Regions from separate parts of the Mus musculus genome. Here region 2 is linked to region 1. The links are chromatin contacts, found by Hi-C in ENCODE. All regions are on one chromosome and are shown on one strand. Each heading gives the region's core, a stretch centred on a gene start or an enhancer-like site at or near the end of the contact. The rest is flanking DNA. Distances are from core to core; before and after follow the strand shown. Region 1 holds the start of Stk17b (serine/threonine kinase 17b (apoptosis-inducing)). Region 2 holds the start of Sf3b1 (splicing factor 3b, subunit 1).

Region 1 (4,684 bases), core at 1,676-4,175:
GAACTTTCTGTTCGTTCAAGGATGTGTTTTAGTTGGCCAGGGACTGGAAGACAGCATTAGTGTTGACAGACGATTTCTATGTTCTATGTACTCTACTCACAGCACTGTACTGTTATGTTTGTTTTTAAACACTGAACAGCAAGCAAAATCCAGTAATTTAATTCCCTGAAAATTACAATGGGAAGCCAACTGACTCTAGTCCAACCACTAGAGTATAGATTACAGCGGGGTTACGTCCCAGGCAAGGAACCTCAGCCTGACACTGGGCCAAGACAGTAAGGCCTGATGCCATCCCCACCCACCTTCAGAAAAAGAAATAGATCCTGTAATTGTGAAGTAGGGTGAGAAGATGTTGAAAACCGGAAATAATGGCGGGCTCATCACTCATCAGATGGAAAATTGGATTTCTGTTGTAAAATAAATTACCGTACCCTTTACTAATAACACCTCTGAAATAATGTTTGTTCAGTAACTGTTACAATGTAAACTGGAATCTAATTCTTAAAGGGTTAAAAAAACAACTACCATTTTACAATTAAAATTTCTCAATGCTTAAAGTACATCCTCTTTTGCACTAGTTGGAAAAAGCAAAGTGATCAATCAAAATATATCATGTATAAATATAAATTCAAAAAAGGGGTTCATTTACATGCACAAGATAATTAAAAAGAATATTTCTCTGTCTTGAACTCAGTTCAAAAACACATCCTTTTCAAAATAGTCTGGTATAGATAATATAAACTATGTGTAGTTGCATATATAGCTCTTTTGGCAGAGTACCAACTTGCATGCACAAGGCATAGGTTCAGTCCCCAACAGTGCCATATAAGTAGACAAATAATCAAAATTGAGCTGATAGTGCGGGCCTTTAATTTCAGAACTTGGAAGGCAGAGCCAGGCAGATCTCTTGAGTTCAAAGCCAGCTAAGTCTATAAAGTGAGACCCTGTCTCAAAAGACAAAAAGCCTTTAAAACTGGCAAGCAAGACTCAAGTGTAGAGTAAATGTCAAGATGCAGGAGGTAAGAATTTTAGACACAGGAAATAAGCATTATAATATATCATATCTTGAGAAAATTTAGTTTTAAACTGAGTCTCTAAAAAACTGGGAGATTTTGACACAGAAATTCTTCCTTATAATTGTCAAGCAGCTACAAAACAAACCAATGAAAACATGGTTATACGTTCACTTAACCCCAATGACAAACTGTTCACTGTCAATACACACTGAAAAATGAAATTAGAAGTGTCTGCCATTAAATGCCTACATTGTCTATAGACATTAATTTAGATATAAATGGTAGACTGTTGATTTATGAAGTTTCTACTAAAATGCCACTTCTACCTTAACCAAAATGTAATTTTTTTCTTAATATTTTATTACATGCAAGTTTAGAGGTCAGAGGACAAGCTGTAAGTGTAGGTTTTCTCTTTCTACCATGTAGGCCCTGGGGATAAGGACATTTGAGTTGGTGTCAAGAACCTTTCCCAGCAGAGCCATCTCCTGAAACTAAATTCTTACTTTAAAAAAAAAAAAAAAAAAAAATCCAAGAAAAACTATTACCAATCTATCCACATACAAAAAATTTTGAAATCACAGAAATATTACTTCTCTAACTTAAGCATACTGTCATGTAAGTAAATTTACTTTAATAGTAAACCTTCATTCCAGAAAATTATCTAAAATGTATGTGTATCTCAAAAAAACCAATTACTTGAAATATTAAAACTACCAAAAAATTAAATTAATATCAAAAAGATTAGGTGAAAAGACAGGTCTAAAATTTGGTCACGATTTCCATGGACTAGTGTTTTTTAATATACACAATTTTAAGGCACTGTGATTCAATTTTTATGAAGTTGTTGAAAACCATTTCTGGGCATCTCACTGTGAAGACTGTACCAATGAGAAAGGAGTTTATATCTCTCCATAATAAAACTGTGCTCCTGGAGTTCTAAATTCCATGTTACATATGCCTCCACTTGCCTCGTTACCTCTGCAGACCTTGCTGCTCAAGGCACAGCCTCTCTCCCAGTCTTGAACACTTAAAAAGTCCACACGGTATCAAACCTGCCGGCGAGGTTCGGTGTTATCGGTACCATGTATGTAAACATGACGTCAGCCAAACCCTCAGTGAATGTCACACTGCAAGCTAATGATTATGGTTGAAATTCCTAGGCTTTCAGAAGTATTTCTTAATTCCAACTTGCAAGCTGAAGCCAGCGCTTCTCTAGTCCCAGCACAGCCACGGCCACTAGCCACCAGCCGGCCGGCCGTGAAGTTTCTTTCAACTTTGTCTCCACTCATCTATATCCCGAGAGTGAAGCCAAATTAAGCGCTTTTCCCACGGTAAGGCCGAGTCGGGATAAAGATCCAGACCGTGGCCATGATGTGGCTGTCTAGTCTGAGGATGGGTCACAAGTACAGAAGAATTCCCACTGCTTTAAAGCCAAAAAGTCACGGAAACAGCTGTGGCTCCCCACGCCGGGACTGACAGCGGCCCACGCGATGACCGCAAAGTTTCTCCCAGGCTGCTGGCCGGACGCGTCCACCCGCCCCGACGTGAAGGCGTCCCGCGCCCACAGCACGCGAGCCCCGGAGCCACCCGGAGGACCACGTCGAGACGCCGCGGAGGCTATCGGGCATGGCCGCGCTCAGGGACGCCGGCTCTGGCCTTCGGGCTCGCCGCAGGGTCCCCGCGCCCCCACACCGACCGCTCCGCCGCAGCTCCGCGCCGTCGCGGGTTCTGCCCTCCCTCCGACCGGGCCACGGCTACACGGGCTCACCTCGCACTCTTCCCCACAACGGCTGGTCGCCGTCAGCCAGGCCCCTGTGAGGCGACTCCCGGCGGCGACCGCACAGACGCTGACCGACGCTTCTTACAGTTGAGGTTTGAAAAGTGCAGCCGCGTCTGGGACACTGTACTTCGACACAGACTCCGCCCTCTGCTGCCCAAGAGCCAATCGGAGCGATTACGGAGGGTGGGGTTGTCACGTGGGGGCGGGGCGGGGCGGCGGCCGGCAGCGCGTGCTGTGAGGCCGGGCCTCAGGAGGGGGGCGGGGAGTGGGCGGAGCGCCGAGCGCCTGAAGACTTGGTTGCTGGATGTAGCCTAGAACTGGACAGTGTGCAGGCCGGGTTGGGGGGGGGGGGGGGTCCGCGCCTCTTTTCCCACTTTTTCCACCTTCAGAGTAGTTCCGGGATGTGTAAGTATCGGGACACAAGAGATGAAAGAAGCCGATGTCCGGGCTCTTTGACTTGTGATGATTAAAGTTCTGTGTTTCAAATCTTCCTTGTCCTCTTCCTTACCTCCTGAACCTACCCTACAAATAGAGATTCCAGCTTGCTATGGGTTCTTGAAGCCATAAATAGGACTCCAGGATCCTAGTCTCTACAGCTGGATGTCTTAAGACACTAACTAGCTCAAGACACTGTAGGAGAATCTGAAGATGAACTAATTGCTGGTTTACTGTGGTAGGGGAAATGAGGAAAACTTGTACCTGCTCAATGCCCATTGCTACTTTCTTTCTTTCTTTCTTTCTTTCTTTCTTTCTTTCTTTCTTTCTTTCTTTCTTTCTTTCTTTCTTTCTTTCTTTCTTTCTTTCTTCCTCCCTCCCTCCCTCCCTCCCTCCCTCCCTCCCTCTCTCTCTCTCTCTCTCTCTCTCTCTCTTTCTTTCTTAGCAGTGTTAGAACACAGGGCCTTTCACATGCTTAGCAAGGGTTCCACTTCTAAGTTCCACCCCCAGGCCCCCAGATCTGTTAACTATTGAAGACTGTTTAAAAACTGAAAGTTTCGTGCTAGATACAGTAGGTTTACATACATATAAGATCCTAGGTTACTTATACGTTTATATGTAGCATCTACACATAGAATCTAGAACTGCTGAAGGGTACTTTTTTAGTAGGTATAAAAAACTATTGGGAAAAATTCTGTGAGTGGAACTCTCTTGCTTTTAGAACATCTTAGCAACCATTTTATGTTCTTCCCCTGTCACATTTAACCAAGATTTCTTCAAGCCATCTGCTTGCCCTTCCAAGCAGTGTATGTCCCAGGACACATGCATTTAAAGTTATCAAAACCATTTCATGAGGTCTGTGTTGTTATTTAGACAGGCCTCAGTATAATGTATTGATTCTTTAAGTGTTGTCAAATGGATAATGTTGCATCTTTTTAGCCAGGGAAGCATAAATGTTAAGGTGTCCACAAACCAATGAGATTGTTCCCATACTTTCTTCCAGGAAACAGCAGCTGCATCCAAAAGTGTCAGTACCAAGGCTTAGCCAGTGCCCTCTTGGAGTTCCTTGTGATCGTTTTTGGTGTTTAGATGTTTGTAACTGTTTTAAACTTAAACAATTCCTTGATCTCCGGCTTTTGAATGTAGAGGCCGTGTTGTGTGTGTTTATGTGGGGTTGTGTGTATCTGTGTATGTGCACGTGGAGGCCAGAAACATTAATGTCAGGTGTCAGTCTCAATACCTCTCCCTTTAGTTTTTGAAACAGTCTCTCCCTGAACCTGTAGTTCAGCAGTTCAGCTTGGCCTGCTGACCAGTGATTTCCATGGGTCCATCTACCTGTATCCACTGGACTTACAGGTGACAGGATCAGGTACCATGTGTACAGCTTTTGACATGGGAATCTGTACTGTGGTCCTTGTGGTGATATGGTCATCATTTTTACCAACTGAGACAG
Region 2 (4,830 bases), core at 350-2,849, 1.2 Mb after region 1:
TTTTTTTTTAAAAAAAGTGTTGGGCTAACCAGGCACAGGCCTTTTACCCAGCACTTGGGAAGCAGAGGCAGGAGGATGAGTTTCTTTGAAGTGGGACCCAGTCTCCTCTATTCAGGAAGTTTCAGGGCAACCGGAATTACATAGTAAGACTATCTCAAAAAAGAAAACAAAAACATGTGTTGTACTTTCATGTTTAAAGACAAAAGACTAGTTAATGCAGGGACATTTCTGGCTTTCAAAAGTGTTAGTATTTTCAGTTCCTCAAATGTCCCAGCTATTGGTCCTAAACCATCTCTTTAGATTCGCATCGGAATTCCCTCCTTACACCCTCCTCTATCCTACCACAGCGACACTCACTGCATGGTACAAGATGTTCCCTCCGGCTCAGACATCCTCCCCTAATTTAAAACTGATTGATCCTTTTTTATCAGCGCCGCGTCACCACCTCCCAAAAATAACTAAGCATAAATTAATGGCTCCGTTACCCAGCTTCTCAGAAAGTACTGGCTTTACTTCTCTGTACACATTCCTTTGATTTTCTAAGAGAATATTCACACATCTGCTTCCACATCAAACTGTCAAATTTCTGACATCCTTAGCTTGTTACCTCTCTCTAACACCGAGACACACACTTAGAAAGGACGGGTTTAGTGACTTAGTGTCAGCGTAAATTTTGGCTTCTTAACCGGGAGCCAAGAAACAGGGATTCTGTCTCTCAGACTCAAATTCCTTCCCGTCTTCTCTGGTTACTTTCCTTATGGAATCTGGTTGCTTCTCAACATGTTTCTAGCTCTGTTTACTCTTGTGCAGCATAAAATAAGCGACTACCCAGAAAACTTTGGCAACTGGTCAAATCTGCCTTTCCTTCTCTCTTCCTCCTGATTCTCCAACACCTAGCTCTCAAAGGGAAAAAGATAGAACACCAGGACACAAGTGATTAAAGGAGTAAACTACCAGATTTTCTGCCGGAATCATTTAGTGCAAGCACCACAACACGATCCAGCCGCCTTGGAGATGCCTGTATCGCGAAGGCTGGGATTGGCAGGCCTGCGCTGAAGCGGCCTCCGTTAGGAGCGGCCCGAAAGCGGCTGCCGTCATTCAGGGCTTTCCAGGTACGAACTGCCGACGATAGCGCCCGGGGGGCGAGAAAGTCGGCCTCCCACGTCCGCCTCCCCGCTCCCTCCCCGGGAGTCCCCCGGGGCAAGCCGCTCGAGCGAGGCTCTCCGGTCAGAACAAGAGAACTCGGAAGCACCAACAGCCAGCGCGGAACAAAGCGCCGGTCCCGGAGTGCGAGAGGACGCCATTACGCGGGCAGCGGCCTGCGCCGACGAGCCGAGCAGGCCTCGCCGCGCGGCCTCGGTCGAGACCAGAGATGCCACGCGAAGACGCAGAAAGCCAGGAGAGAGGGCCGCGGCTGGCTGGCTGCCGAGGTCGCGCGTGGGAAGGGAAAGGCCGCTTACCTTCGTGAGTCTTGGCGATCTTCGCCATTTTGTCCACTCGAACACACAGACGGAACTGGCGCTCCCAAGGACTTCCGCTCGCCGCCGCCAGAAACAGAGGCCGCTCTCTGAGCGTGCGCACCCGGGAGCGCGCGCCGCACTGTAGCACGTACTTCAACTGCCACCTATATGAGACTGCGAGGGGCATTATGGGAGTGGGCGGGGCCAGGGCGGGCTCCCGGCGGCTTCCTTAAAAAGCCAGCGAAACCGCGGGGAAGACTAAACGCGGAAGAGGATGGCTACTTCCCAAGAGGGCTGTAGCCTGTCCGGCCAGTGGTGGGTAACGTGCCGTTAATTCAAGCACTCGGAAGAGAAGAGGCAGTTCGAGGCCAGCCTGGTCTACAAAGAGAGTTCCCGAAGCCAGGGCTGTACAGACAAAGCCTGTCTTTAATAAAACCAAAGGAGCCTGGCAGTGGTGGCGCACCCCTTTAATCCCAGCACTTGGGAGGCAGCGGCAGGCAGATTCTGAGTTCGAGGCCAGCCTGGTCTACAGAGTGAGTTCCAGAACAGCCAAGGCTACACAGAGAAACCCTGTCTCGAAAAAAACAAAAATAAAAAGTAGAGAGAGAGAGAGATTAAATTACACAAAATAGAATTTAGCCAAAGGAACACTGCCTCCAAGACACCCAAAAAATAAACAGTATGCTAGCCAGGCCTGTTAGAAATAAAGTTTATGATGCCTAAGATGTTAATGTTGGTTCACCAGTATTGACCAGCCATTAGATACGGTAGAATACTTCTCTTAACAGGCAGCTCAAGGGAATAGTATAGGGTCACAAGCAATGTTAAGTCCTGATCTACAATAAAGCCCAGTTCTTTTCTTGAGAGAAACATAATTCTGCCAAATGGGTAAGATGACCCCAGGTAACAACTATTTGAAAAAGTACAACACTGGTGCACTTAAAATAATTCTGGCAATAACTGATGCCTAAATGACCAGGCAAATAGGAGTGACCTATTGACCAGATTTTCAGCCTTCTGTCTCTGTTTAAGTTGTACTAAATGTAACCCAGGGTTGGGACCTAAATTACAAATTTGAGGATAACCTCATATTTGGAGAAAATAAGCCTAAGGTGTCTCTAAGTTATCAAAATGTATTCAAGGCTGGCCCTACCGAGCATTAGCCAGAGCCAGCTGTGCCAGACCTTTTTCCTTTATTATCCTCCAAATGTGCAGGATGCTTTCTCACTGGGAAGGCTTATCATTTCTATAACAGATTCAAAGGAGCATTTGCTGCATTTGTGGTAATTGTAGAAGCTAAATACTTCCTGGAGTTCCAGAGTAATGATAAACATCACTAAAAGATCACCCAGAATTGTCTTGTGAATCCTCTTTTATAAAAATAAGATTTTTTCATGCTGGGCGTGGTGGCGCACGCCTTTAATCCCAGCACTCAGGAGGCAGAGGCAGGCGGATTTCTGAGTTCAAGGCCAGCCTGTTCTACAAAGTGAGTTCCACAGGGCTACACAGAGAAACCCTGTCTCAAAAAACAAAAACAAAACAAAAAAGATTTTTCTCACCACAGCCTACTTGTCTGTATGTTTGTTCCTGAAAGAATACTAATATGGTTCAGGACAGGAAGGAGAGTATTAAAATGAGTCCGAGACGGCTCCCTTAGGCTCCTTATTTGGGGAGGTTGTGCAGCCTTGCAGAAAGAGGAAGTACATCGCTGGAGACAAGATTAGAGTTCCTCGCCTCAGTCTACTTTCAGTTTGCTCTCTCTGCCGTATGTCTGCGGCTGAAGATGACCTCTCAGCTTCTTGTTCCCACCAACCTGCCCGCACACCCACAGACACACTTTGGGAAAGACCATTCTCACACTGTGATAGCAGAGTCAAGAGACTAGTAAGAGCAGAGCAGGAAAAAAAAAAGAGCAGAGCAGGTTTACTTCTTAAAGCAATGTAGTTGTTTTGTTTTGAGACAGGGTCTCGCTGTGTAGTCTCTGGTGTTGCCTGATAGCTCCTCCCGGGAAGTCTGTTTCTCCATCAACAAAAGAATTTCTGCAGGTAGGTTAGTGGCACACCCCCTTAATCACAGCACTCTGAAAGCAGAGGGAGACAGATCTCTAAGTTTGAGGCCAACCTGGTCTACAGAGTGAGTTCCAGGACAGCCAGCCAGGGCTACACAGAGACACCCTGTCTCAGAACAAAACAAAACAACTTGGAGGTTTTAGAGATGTCTCAGCAGTTAAGAGCACTGACTGCTCTTGCAAGAGGATGCAGGTTCACTTCCAAACACCCGCATGGTTACTAACAACCAGCTATGGGGCAACTCCTAGGGGCTCTGATTTCCTCTTCTGGCTCCTGTGGGCACGGGGCACACATATGGTGCACATATATACATGCAGGCAAAATACTCATACACATAAAATTTTAAAAAGAATCACAGGGTCGAGATCTGCAGTCTATCACATCTGAGATTTCTTGCAGCTGTGATACAAGGGCGGATGAACAGAAAGGGAACACCATAAGCCCCCTAGACACTGCTTCTGTGCTTTTAAATAAGGTGTGGAGCAAAATTTGGCTCTGTTTTTGTTTGTTTACTTGACATCGTCTGACTGTGTGTCTCTGGCTGTCCTGGAACTCCCTCTGTAGACCAGGCTAGCCTCAGACTCAGAAATCTGCTTGCCTCTGGCTCCTGAGTGCTAGGATTAAAGGCATGTGCTACCCCAGGCCAGCTGTTTCTCCGTCTTGAATTAGATCTGCTAAGATGCCTTTAGCTGCTTGGGTCGTCTCCAGTGACAGTATGGACTTGACTAAACACAAGTTGGGGGAACCTGAGGAAGTACCTGTGGCAAACATTCCCTCAGAGCCAAGCCACTTTTGTTATCAGAGGTCCACAATGATGAGAGGGCATGAGCCCTCAGTCAGGGGCTTACCCTGCCAAGCCCACCCAATGGGTTGTCTGTGGCCCCCAAGGGGGTCCGGGAGGAAGTTAACCCAGTAACCTTCCAGTGAAGAAAAAGTTCTGGGTAATGAAGGAGTTTCTTTTGGGCAAGAGTCTGGGAATCTGGTTAGTTTGATGGCTCCTATCCCGGACCACTCTTCCTAGCTGTCTACCCATTTAAGAATAACCATCTCCTATCTCTACTCACTTAACTCATATGTAGACCAAGCTAGCCTTGAACTCATAGAGATCTGCCTGTCTCTGCTTCCCTAGCGCTGGTATTAAAGACATATGCCACCATGCCATGTATGGATGTTTTATCTGTATGTATGTGTGTAATCACATGTATGGCTGGTACCTGCTGAGGTCAGAAGAGAACATTGGGCCAGGCAGTGGTGGCACACACCTTAAATCCCAGCACTTGAGAGGCAAAGGCAGGCAGATT

The links. A loop is a pair of places that touch in the nucleus more often than their neighbours do.
Region 2: a map of T-helper 2 cell shows a loop between it and region 1 (6-fold over the local background). The contact joins the promoter of Sf3b1 here to the promoter of Stk17b in region 1. A Hi-C loop is called at or near these places in 2 of 37 maps with a recorded cell type or tissue (T-helper 2 cell and v-Abl transformed pro-B cells).

Annotation. Positions count from the first base shown.
Region 1 is chr1:53,782,290-53,786,973 of GRCm38, forward strand. Stk17b (serine/threonine kinase 17b (apoptosis-inducing)) reads right to left here and starts at 2,926. Exons shown (of 8, transcript NM_133810.3): 1 at 2,785-2,926.
Region 2 is chr1:55,025,879-55,030,708 of GRCm38, forward strand. It overlaps Sf3b1 (splicing factor 3b, subunit 1), which reads right to left and starts at 1,600. Exons shown (of 25, transcript NM_031179.2): 1 at 1,461-1,600. The coding sequence starts at 1,488.